2 separate regions of the Homo sapiens genome follow, and region 1 is linked to region 2. The links are chromatin contacts, found by Hi-C or POLR2A ChIA-PET in ENCODE. All regions are on one chromosome and are shown on one strand. The core of a region is the stretch at or near the end of the contact, and the rest is flanking DNA. Distances in the headings are between cores, read along the strand shown.

The links. Hi-C counts contacts between places; a loop is a spot of excess contacts on that map. ChIA-PET counts read pairs that join two places held with the same protein, here RNA polymerase II (POLR2A). Pooled maps may share reads with other maps.
Region 1: a map of naive thymus-derived CD4-positive, alpha-beta T cell shows a loop between it and region 2 (14-fold over the local background). The contact joins the promoter of UBE2D3 here to the promoter of ADH5 in region 2. A Hi-C loop is called at or near these places in 1 of 168 maps with a recorded cell type or tissue (naive thymus-derived CD4-positive, alpha-beta T cell) and 14 of 50 pooled maps. POLR2A ChIA-PET finds 5 or more read pairs at or near these places in 1 of 52 experiments (CD4-positive, alpha-beta T cell).

The regions. Positions count from the first base shown.
Region 1 is chr4:102,825,267-102,831,261 of GRCh38, forward strand. It overlaps UBE2D3 (ubiquitin conjugating enzyme E2 D3), which reads right to left and starts at 2,285. Exons shown (of 8, transcript NM_181891.3): 1 at 2,161-2,285; 2 at 1,219-1,370. The coding sequence starts at 1,242. UBE2D3-AS1 (UBE2D3 antisense RNA 1) reads left to right here and starts at 2,789. Exons shown (of 2, transcript NR_131186.1): 1 at 2,789-2,919. RefSeq lists enhancers at 1-1,131, 530-599, 1,714-2,275, 2,215-2,604, 2,276-2,837 and 2 more and silencers at 1,965-2,014, 2,035-2,164.
Region 2 is chr4:99,085,049-99,091,118 of GRCh38, forward strand. It overlaps ADH5 (alcohol dehydrogenase 5 (class III), chi polypeptide), which reads right to left and starts at 3,740. Exons shown (of 9, transcript NM_000671.4): 1 at 3,641-3,740; 2 at 67-168. The coding sequence starts at 3,652. LOC100507053 (a long non-coding RNA gene) reads left to right here and starts at 3,809. Exons shown (of 10, transcript NR_037884.1): 1 at 3,809-4,236. RefSeq lists a promoter at 3,685-4,938 and a silencer at 3,723-3,772.

The DNA.
Region 1 (5,995 bases), core at 1,035-3,534, 3.7 Mb after region 2:
TGAATTTATTCCATGACATTTTTTTCAAGTTAGCTGTAAACACTCCACCCTCTTCGATTGTGCAACAACCAAACACATCACACAAATACAAGTCACAAAAAAGGGAAATACAGTTTAAGAGTTTGAATTTAGGTAAGTTTTGAGCAGAGGATCTTAGAGCAGTGCACAACGCGATATAAAAGTTAACATTTAACAAATCATATTAATTCACATTATTACGAAAGGAGATGCCGGAAAGAGCCTGAACCAGTTAAAGCAGCCGCCATCTTAAAATGCGGGATAGAAGTTAGAGCAAGAAAATGAGACTAAACCACCGGAGGTGGAGGTTCCGCTCACTCCCAGAGCTCCGAAAAATCCTAGTTTTTTTTCAACTTAAATCGATAATATACTATCAAACCACATTTCAAGTAACGAAACAAGGGTGTTATTAAATAGAATGAGGCAAAAATAGGTACATTAGCTTTCCCTTACTGCCATCGCACCCCTTATCCACCCCCACTCTCCAGCCAAAAGGAAAAGGGAGCTTCCAGAATGCCTTTTACATCAGTTCCCGGTGTCCCTCGGATAAATAGCTTCGGGTGAAAAGCTGCAACTACAAAATACAGGAAGTGGCAACACTGTGTCATTCCATCTCCTCCCAAACCCACTTATTCGGTGTAACCTGCCCAGAGTCGACTAAGAGTTTCTACTAGACTCACTGACTGACCTTCAATACGCAAGACTTCTTCTACCCGACCCTCAGTCAAGTTCGGGACTCGCCAGATTTTTTTTCTCTCCTCCGAGTTTTCTTTCTTACCCCTAGAAGGCCTAGATAACCTTGATCTCACAACTAAACTAAGTTTTCAAGCACCAAGAATAGGAAGCGCCATGACATCTGCTGGAGCGTCTCTCCGCAATTCGGACCCCCAAAAAAACTCCTTCTTAAGCAGCAAAAAAATAAAATAATAAAGGCGCCTTAAGTCACTCTCCTCCACCCCTAATTTGCACCGATTCCACTGAAGCACTCAGGATAACACCTCACTTGCCACAAGTGTTCTCCGTTTCCTAGCTTTAAACTTCATTTCTTCAAGAAGTATATCTGCGTTCTCCATCCCCCCATGGAAGAAGTGATCCAAGAGGTATTTTCAGAATTATGCTTCCTTCCCACCCCCACGCTTTCCTCTTGGCCCGAGCCTTCCTTTTCTCCTACCACCCCATGCCCTTGTCCCCGCGGGTTACCTTATTAATCCGTTTCAGCGCCATAGTGTGTGCTTGTCGTCTGGCTCCTCACTCTCTCGGTGTATGCTCAAAGGTCCGGCCAAAACTCTTGATTATCCCGGCGGCGGGGCAGGATTGTCTCGTCTCACACCAGCTCTGCCAGACACAGGCGCCTTTTGCAAAAACGGAGCAGATCAGCACTCGCACAGGCCCCGAAGAGCCCCTGATGAATCCAGGTCCCTTAAGACAGCCGCGATCCGGGGTGGGTGGGGTGGCGTGGCAAAGCCACCAACAGCCTCTGTACCGTGCTTTCGGCCCGAAGTGGGGGCGAGGGTGACGGGAAGAGCGGAGGTGGTGGCTACAAGTTTAACTTCCCGGCCTCTAGAAAGGAAGAGACCCGGGTGGGAGAGGAAGAGGCGTAGGAGAAAGGGGTGGGTGCGGGGCAGGGTCCGGAGCCCAGCAGAGGAGGAGCCGGGGCCTAGTCGGCGCTATACCGGCGTCACTAGGGCAAAGAAAGGCAAGGGGGGAGGGGGAAGCATAAGACTCCGGACGGACGCCGGGCTGCTTTCGGTTTCTGTCCAAAGGTGCGGCCGGGAAAAGGAAGGAAATAAAGGAAGGGAGACTTGATGTGTATTGCTATCCTCGCAGCGAGCTATTCTGTGTCACCCCTGACGCCACCGTACACTCACTCCGCCTTCCAGCGCGCTCCCGCGCGCGCCCGCCCAGCCACCTCCACCACGCGCCCGCGCTGTCCCTGAGGCTCCGGCTTAGGCGCGAGGACGCGCCCATTCCCCCTCCTCCTCCAGCAGGAGAGGCCGCGGCTTCCCCAACCTTCCCACCCTAACCCACCGCACCCAATAGGCTGGCCGCTCAAGCCGCCCAGGTCCCGCACTGCCCCTCTTACCCGGCCGGCCACTGGGCCGGCCTCCCTTCCCTGCCCTAGCCGTCCACACCCACGCGTACAGAGGGGCCGGGGCCTCCCTCAAGCTGCGGCCTCGGCCTCCTCCCCGCGCGGCAGCTGGTGCCTCCCCGGCCCTACGGGGCTCACGCGCACGACACAGCCACAAGATGTCCGCTCTGACGGAACTACTGCCAGCTGCCACGCTCCGCCCCTCCCCCTCCTCCTGCCTCTTCACCGCCGCGGATCAGTCCGCCAACGCCGCCGTCCCGAGCACAAGACCGATGTGAGGCCGAAGCCAGACGGCTTGCTTCCCACGTCCGGGGCCGAGTGAATACGTGTCAAGCCCTTTTCCTTCTTCTCGGAACAGCACCTTCTTACTAAACAGATCGGAGATTGGACCAGGAGGGCGGGGGAGGGAGGAGGATCATGAGCTGGGGGGAGGGTGAACGAGTGGCGGAAACCCTTAGGCTCAGAGAAGCATCGAGAACCGGAAGGAGACCATGGGAGGAAGGTAAAGGAAGCAGCCGCTGCGCGATCCAGCCCCACGCCCCTCCCCACAGCGTCCCCCAGTTTCCTCACTTGGTATCGAGGAGACGACTCTCGCGAGAACTTCGTGGCTGGCTAACCGAAGCGGTAGCTCTGCAATGACTTAAGAGCAGTTTTGTGCGCTTTTCCTGACGGGGTTCCGCCTCCAAAATGCATAAGTTCTCGCGAGACGCAGTAAGGCACCGGCTCGAACTGGGGCGGGCCACTGCCAGGAAAGCAACGCCCCTGAATGCTTATGCCGGTGGTTGGTAGAGGAAATGGAATTCCCCAGACTGGTAAGAGCGCGCGCAGACACAGCCTTGTCTCACGCGCCCAATCAGGAGCGTGTGGTGGGAGGTGCCAAGGATTAATTACCAGATACCTTTAGTCTAGCTCGGGCCGGGATTTTGAGGTTTCCGGTGGAGCAGGTGAGCAGTATTTACTCGCCTGCCCTCCTGGGCTGGTTATGCTGTGGGAGGAGGCGCCCCTCGAGATGGGAATAGTAGTTTTAAATAGACCCAGGTTGGCCGCTCATCAGCGCTCCCACGTGCTGAAGTCTAGTGCACGTCTGACCCTAAGGGAGCAATACTGAGAACAGCAGGGAGCAGGCTGAGTCAAGCTCAATTGAGTGGATGGGGCTAGGACAGAGAGAGTTAGGGGCAGGGTTTTCACTGGTCTCCGTAATCAGTCGCTGCCGTCCGCCAAGGTGTAGATGTGGGAACAAGCTTAAATTCTCAAACTTTAGCTTCTGTTGCTGTGTTTCAGTTCTTGAGCCAGAAAGTGTTGAGACTAATTAGTTAATTAGGTAGAGTTTAGAGTCAGAAAAACAATACAATACTTCCTGAAATATCCAAGTTGGGAGGTGGGATTTACCTCAGTAGGATTGGCCTGTTTTAGTCAAGGGTTTAAAGTATGGAGACGGCAGTTATGCTCTCTAGTGTATCCTTCAGGCAAAAGAAAGACCTTAATTTTTATGAGGAATTTAAAAGTGGGTAAGCACTGACCAGCTTAAGGTTTTTTAACATTCCTTAATGACCCCAGTTACCGAAGTGGAGATCTTCAATTACTTGGAAAAATAAACTTGTTTTAAAAATACACTTAATTTGAAAACTGTTGCAGAAAGTTTTACCTAATAAAAACTTAACACGTCAACAATGATGAATATAAGTAGTCTAATGTATACTGTTCAAGTGACCATGTAGTGTCACTAGTGAAGCAGTGCTTCTCAAACTAGTGTCCATAGGAACCACCTGGGGTTTTGTTGAAAATGCGACTTTGATTTGGTAGGGCAGTGGTGGAGCCTGAGAGCCTACATTTCTAACTAGCTCCCAGGTGATACAGATTTTTCTCGTCTGAACCACCCCGTGAGTAGCAAAGCACTGAAGTGCTTACCTCATGGCCTAACTGCTCATGAGGCTCACCTCAGTAACACCTCTGGCCCCTCCCTCCTCCCTGAATAATCTGTGTTCTCTCTCATAGCTAGCCAGATATACTAAAAGCACAGGACTAGGCATGAAGATGGAGGGAGGAACCCAGATTAGTTATTGCTTCCCATTTGCTTGATATTGGCCTGGTTAGTTATCTTCTAACCCCGTTTCTTCACCGCTAAAGTAAGTAATAATGACTGTCCTTTCTCACAGGGTGATTGTGTGGTTAAAGTGTCATAATATATGTGAAAGGACACTGGAGACTCTACAGTGCTGTATAAATGTCAGTTATTAAAGTAACCAGTCAGACATTAACTGGCCATAGTGTGAAACAAATGTATAGTAGTAATAGTGGCCACGCCTGTAATCCCAGCACTTTGGGAGGCTGAGACGGGTGGATCATATGAGATCAGGAGTTCGAGACCAGCCTGGCCAAAACAGTGAAACCCCATCTCTACTAAAAATACAAAAAATTAGCTGGGCGTAGTGGCGGGCGCCTGTAATCCCAGCTGCTTGGGAGGCTGAGGCCGGAGAATCGCTTGAGCCTGGAAGGCGGAGGTTGCGGTGGGCCAAGATCACTGCGACAGAGTGAGACCCTGTCTCAAAAAAAAACAAGAACAAAAAACAAAACTAATATATATGGAGTTCTAGATTATCCATGCTTATAAAGGCAAGTGATTGTGTAATCACAAACTCATTATTGTTAGGCAGTGAAGTAAATTCATTGGTTGATTGGGCTTTCTGTTTACAAGTTTGTATTTGCATAAGTGGACTTACATTTCTGCTTATATTTTGCCATGGTTAAAATCAAAAGAAACATAGCCTAGAAGCATTTTGATGCCTTAGGATAAAGCAGGCTAAGATTAAGTTAAATTTTAAAACATTATTCATGTACCTGTTGTTACAGAGAGCCCACTTTACAGTTGCAAATAAAGTTAAAACATTTTCATTCATTTAACTTACTTGAATTACAATGGTAGAGATGTCCTCATTTGAAACAAGAAAGGAAAATAATCATGTTTTTTATATTGCAGTCGGAAATAATGCTAACAAGAAAAAAATTATGGCTGTAAATACTGAAAGAAAAATTTACATTTAGAAATTAATAAAGGTACAAAAATGTTGAAAATTTAATTAACTAAAAATAATCCCTTCCTTAATAAATACTATTTTGAAGTCCTAAAAACTTTGTAAATATAGTAGATCAGATTATCTTGCATGAATTGACATAAAACATGAGAAAATAGAAAGGATCAAGAAAATTAAAGCTGGGCTGGTGGCTTACGCCTGTAATCCCAGCACTTTGTGAGGCCAAGGTGGAACGATCACTTGAGCCCAGGAGTTTGAGACCAGCCTGGATAACATAGGGTGACCCAGTCTCTACAAAAATAATAAAACAATTAGCTGAGCATGGTGGTACACGCCTATGGTCCCAGCTACTTGGGAGGCTGAGGTGGGAGGATTGCCTCAGCCTGGGAGGTTGAGGCTGCAGTGAGCTGTGATTGTGCCACTATACTCAAGCCTGTGATGGAGCAAGACCCTGTCTCAGAGAAAATTACTAGTAAATGGGCAATTAATCTACCAATCTGAATAATGGTGGTGTGCCAGGGTCTTATTACATGAATTTTTCAGTGAGGCCACGTTATTATAATAACTTGAGAGTAAGGGGTTAATTAGAATGTATTGATGAATAAACATAATTAACAGATTTTATATATATGTACTTAATATTGTATCTATGTTTTCATGTATCTTTAATTTTGTTACAGAATATTATAACTTGCCAAAGACACTGGCTCTAGTACAGTGTATACCATTTTATTAGTTTAATTAAATTGTAAATGCTACGGTCCAGATTTTATATTCAGAATGCTCATTTACATATTCTGCCTGGACCAAGTAATTTGGAGCCCAGGTCAACCAAATGTTATTTTACATTGTTTGC
Region 2 (6,070 bases), core at 2,490-4,989:
TCTACTCATCTATCCAGAGACCTCATTGTGTCTCTTTTTTTCCCAGTGCCTTAAATGTATCATTACCTTGATTCGAACTTCATGAGCCTTTGGGGGTGCCACCTCTATCTCCTCTATGGAGAGAGGCTTTCCAGCCTCCCAAGCAACTGCAGCCTTGCACTTGATAACCTGAAGTGGGGAAAAAAGGGAATAAGCTGTTTATCCTCCTAAACAAGTAACTACTTAATAGCCAATTTAGATACAGATTAATGCTAATCTTAAAAAGTATATCACAGATTCACAAAGAAACATATGCTTCCAAGTGATATGTTTTTAGATTTCACACAAATAGTATACATCAAAAATGATTTAATTGAGATGATTACCTGGTCAGATAGAAAAGTATCTTTTGGTTAAAAAGTTGTACTCATCAAATATTTAATGGCCTTCTACAGTGCATATGCAAAAGCAGGTTAAGAACACAAGTTCCGAGAGAATCTGATTCAGCAGGTCTGGCATGGGGTCCAAGAAATCTGCATGCTTAACATATGCCTGAAGAAATTCTTTTGCTCAGGCTGTTCTGAATACCACCGGCTTGGTGCAAAACTGCAGGGTGGGAAGGAGGATTAGGAGTGTAACAGTGAGGAGCTATATCCCTTGTAACTGCACCGGCCAATACAGCAGCCACTTGCCAAATATGACTACTGAGCTCTTAGAAAATGACCACTGGCCGGGCTTGGCTGCTCACGCCTGTAATCCCAGCACTTTGGGAGGACAAGGTGGGCAGATCATGAAGTCAGGAGTTCAAGACCAACCTGGCCAGCATGGTGAAACCTCATCTCTACAAAAATACAAAAATTAGCTGGGCATGGTGGTGCGCATCTGTGTGGTCCCAGCTACTCAGGAGGCTGAGGCAGGAGAATGGCTTGAACCCGGGAGGTGGAGGTTGCAGTGAGCCGAGATTGTGCCACTGCACTCCAGCCTGGGCAACAGAGCGAGACATCGTCTCAAAACAAACAAACAAACAAACAAAACTGAGATATGCTATAAATATAGCTGGACTTTGAAGACTTAGTTCAAAGAAAAGTAAAAATATCTCATCAACAGTATTTTTAAAAATACTGCTTACATGTTGAAATGGTAGTTTATTTATAACAACATTATAAATAATGTAATTTAACATAATTAAAATATTAAAACTTCACTTTTTCCTTTTTAATGAGGCTACTGAAAATTTAAAATTACACGTGACTAATTATAGCACACAGACCTGCTTTAGAGATTATAGTCATGTATACCCTCCATTACAAGAGAATCACACGTAATGAGAAAGGTTCTAATTAGTTTACATTACACTTGAGAAATGTGTGGACAGACTAAAGGTTGTAAGCCACTGGGTTTACAGGAGACAGACTTTAAAGTTAATAATTACAAAGAGTGTGATTTAAAGAGACAGGCACAAAGTAATACAGAAAGCAAAAAAAGTAGGTTAAGAGTGTAACTTTGCTTGGTTTGGGAGAGCTTCACTTCTAACCAGGATACTGAAGGATGAGGAAAAGGTAATTATAAATGGTGGTAAAACACCTACATATAGGGTGATTGTGAGAACTGAATAAGAAAGAATATGAAGTCCCTGGCCGGGCGCGGTGGCTCAAGCCTGTAATCCCAGCACTTTGGGAGGCCGAGGCGGGCGGATCACGAGGTCAGGAGATCGAGACCATCCTGGCTAGGTGAAACCCCGTCTCTACTAAAAATACAAAAAATTAGCCAGGGGAGGTGGCAGTCGCCTGTAGTCACAGCTACCGGGGAGGCTGAGGCAGGAGAACGGCGTGAACCCAGGAGGCGGAGCTTGTAGTGAGCCGAGATCGCGCCACTGCACTCCAGCCTGGGTGACAGAGCAAGACTGCGTCTCAAAAAAAAAAAAAAAAAAAAAAAAAGAATATGAAGTCCCTAACACAATCCTTGGCACAGCATAGCTTTGCAAAATAAGTTAGTAGTTATTGGTAGCAACAGAACAAACGGTTGAGGGAAAGGAGAGGTGAACTACATAGAGATATAAAAAATGGCCTCTGTAGGCCGGGTGCAGGGGCTCACGCCTGTAATCCCAGCACTTTGGGAGGCCGAGATGGGCGGATCACCTGAGGTCAGGAGTTGGAGACCAGCCTGGCCACTATGGCGAAACCCCGTCTCTACTAAAAATACAAAAATACCGAGCATGGTGACGGGCGCCGGTAATCCCAGCTACTCGGGAGGCTGAGACAGGAGAATCGCTTGAACCCGGGAGGCAAAGGTTGCAGTGACCCAAGATCGCGCTATCGCACTCCAGCCTGGGAAACAAAGAGCGAAACTCCGTCTGAACTGGCGGGGGAGGGGGGGGGGAGGGAAATGGCCTCTGTAAATTGGTGAGGTTGGAAATGTGGAAATGATCGTTTTTAAAATTAAATTGCAGATATTAAATCTCATAGTACAAAGAATCAGACACTGCATTAGAACCTTTTTCATTTCAATGTGCCATAAATTTCAACTCCACAAGTCAGATTCAGAATACTAACAATTAAGTTATGCAACATAGGAATCCAAAGAAACAAGAATACTAAATTTGATGGCCTGCTCCCCTTTAAAAAATGTCTTAATGGAGCCTAACCTTTTCCTTTTACTGACAATTCTAAGCAAAACAAAGCCCCACTCTAAATCCGCGGGAAATGGCCCTACTTCAACATTTGAACTATAGTAACAATTATAATCTTTCACCTTCTCTGAATAAAGACACTCAGTAATAAGGAAAAGCAACTACCAGTTTAAGTCTGAAAGACTGTTTAGAGTTTATTTCTTTCAAACTCCAATATGTTTAAGGCCATTTGTCTTACTAGAAAATGTCCAAAATTGCAAAACATTAAAATAATCAGCAACTTTAGACTGAGTATGTTATTCGTAATTTCTGCCTTTCTTTACTGTCTAATTTGTATTTTATGAATTTGTCATAGAGGAGCAGACCTGGGTCGGAATCCCAGCTCGCCATCGTTGGTGTGACCAAGCACAACCAACCTCAAACCTCAGTTTTTGGTAAGATGGGGATAACACCTCGCAGAGGTGTTTGTTACGTGAGGACTAGAGGGAATATAAATCTCTTGGTATTTAAGTGCTCGAAAATGTTTCTGAAAGGGACGTAGGGGTCTTTCCAAAATACACTCCTTGGAGGCACAATAATTAAGGCGTAGGCTCAATTATGCAACACAAGCAACCTAGGAGTTAGAAGCACGGGATCTGGCTGCAGCTCTGCCAAGTATGCAAGCTGCAAGAATGACCCAGAGCGAGTTACTTAATTTCGTGTAAGAAGCAATGCGTGGCCGCTCCTAAGCCATTTCCACTGGGATACCGACCTGACCAGCCCCTGCCCCCCACTCTCCGGCTCTCCCACCCCCCCACCCCGTTCCGACTGTCCCAGAAGCAGCAAAGAAAGCTGCTTCCCAACTGAAGAGCCGAGACAAAGCTTCCTTCTCTTTCTGCCCCTCTGAGCCGCTCGCTGGGGGCCCAGTTTCAGAACCAAGAGCCAGATCCCGTCTTGGGCGCCGAGCCTCGCGCGCCCCCGAGGATAGCAGCCTAGTCCCATGCCATGCACTCCCTCCCTTGGACTCAGGGCCCTCCGCTCAACGGGCCCTACCTCGTTCGCCATGTTCACGGATTCTGGTCGGCGCGGGGGGCTGACATCCGGGGTGGGCCGCGCAGCGACGGAGGCATGGGCGTGGCGAGCGCCTAGCGAGGGGGGCGGGGCGTGGGGGGGGCTTGCAATGGCTCCAACCGGAAGGGCGGTGCTCGAGCTGTGGTGCGTGCCGCTAAGTTGTGCGTTCCAGGGTGCACTCGCCGGCGAGGCTGCACGGCGCCGGTTTCATTGCTAAAATCCGACGGACTTGTTGCAGAACTCGTTTTTTTTGTCGGGAAAGGGCTTCCCCGTGTAACTTTACAGCAGTTATCGTAGATAAGACTTGCAAATTACAGATGTGGACGGTGAGGGAACGGGAATTTCACTGAAAGCGCCTGAGAACCAGTAAGAGACCTGCAACAGCTTTGTGCTCCACTGGCGAATGCTTCCTCCCCTAATACACATTATGTGTGCTTGGAGACACAAGGAGTAAGATACAGCCCCTCAAGGGACTCGTCATAGGGAGAGGACACAGCTTTGGGAATAAAGGGGCCACAAAGGAGGAGAGAGGAGTTTGCTGAAACTTCCCAAGCTCCCATTCCAGCAGTTCCTGAAGGGTAGGTAGGATTTTGGGGAGACAGTAGAACGTGGGCAGAGAACTTTGGAAGGAGGAGATGAGGAGAACAAAAAGTCTCCTGATCCTGGACAGTTTTTTGTGTTAAGAGTGGGCCAGAGTGTAGAGAGAGAGAATGTAGTATTTGTCGGTTTACTCTTTCTTTGTTTGTTTGAGACGGAGTCTCGCACTGTCGCCCAGGCTGGAGTGCAGTGGCGCGATCTCGGGTCACTGCAACCTCCGCCTCCTAGGTTCAAGTGATTCTCGTGCCTCAGCCTCCTGAGTAGTTGGGATCACAGGCACACGCCACCACGCTGGCTCAATTTTGTATTTTTAGTAGAGATTGGGAGTGGGGGCAGGGGGTTGGTCTCACCATGTATGCCAGTCTGGTCTTGAACTCCTAACCTCAAGTGATTCACCCACCTCAGCCTCCCAAAGTGCTGGGATTACGGGCATGAGCCACCGCACCTGGCCTGCCAGTTTACTCTTAAACTCTGTTGTAAACGCTGAATTTTGTTAAAATAGCTCTGTCAGACACACTGCTCTTTTCTGTCTTTCAGTCTTTTTCTTGGCTCTTTTCCGGGTACATATGGTAAGATTGTCCAAAGTCTTTCCGTCCTTTCACTCCACTCTCTCACTCACACTTTGGCTTTTAACGTCTATTTATGGAAAGATGACTACCAGATTATTATCTCCAATCAGGATGGCTCCCCTAAACTCCAGACTTGGACATGTAACTGCCTACTGGATTTCTGTCTCCATTAGGATATCTCACAATCGAATGCAACTCCTAAAACTCCTATTAATATTTTCTCCTTATAGGGACTCTTTCCTCTGTGTGTTGACACTCTCCACATACTTACCCTAGCCAGAAACATGAGAGTCACAACTTCTCCCTCTCCCTCGGTCCCTGCATTCAGTTTGTCACCAAGCCCTAAATATCTCTCTGGTCTTGTGCCTCTCTCTCCCCACTGCTGCTGTATTAGTTCAGGCTTTCATAATTTCTTACAGGATTACTGAAAGAGCCTCCCATCTGATTTCTTTGATGCCAGGCCCTTGAATCTAATACTTAAAAAGGAATGCCCTGTTAGTGATCTTTCCAAAACGTAACATCAATCAATGCCATTTCCTATTTTCCTTCAATAATTTTTGAATGAGTTAGGCTATAAATAAATAAATAAATAAATAAATAAATACCATTCTTCTATTTAAAAATATTCAAGGGAGAACAAATGGATAAAATCCAAACTCTTTAGGCCACTCAGGCTCTGAATTACTTCCTTCTGTATATACCTCTATCCTTATTTCCTGCTCTCCTGCCAAATTTCACACCAACATTTAAGGAACATTCGTAGTTCCTTAAAGGGACTATGCTTTTTCTTGATTCCAGGCCTTTGTGTATGTCAATACTTCTGCTTGGAATGCAGCAAGCAATTTCTAGTGGGAAAAAAAAAAGACTTGGCAGAGAGTTTTCTTTTCCCTATTGCAGATATATTGTCTATTTTCTGGAAAGAGACACTTGCATTTTTGTAGTGCCTTGTTTAACAATAATAGGCAAGACTTTAGGTTTCTGGTCTGACATGTAAGGAATTTAGAAGTCATCACTCCATCCTAACAACAACTAAAAAGCTAAAAAAAATGAGAAATTAATAACTCTTCTTAGAGCTGTAAGTGAAGTGGGGTCACAGAGAAAACAGCTTCTCCAAAATTAGAGACACAGATGGGTGGATTCAAAGAATCACAACTTACCATAGAAACACACTTTTGCAGGAACTGTTACTGGAGTAGGAAAGTCTGAGCTGTAATTGATGAATTGCCAGAGGCTCATTGTGGATTAG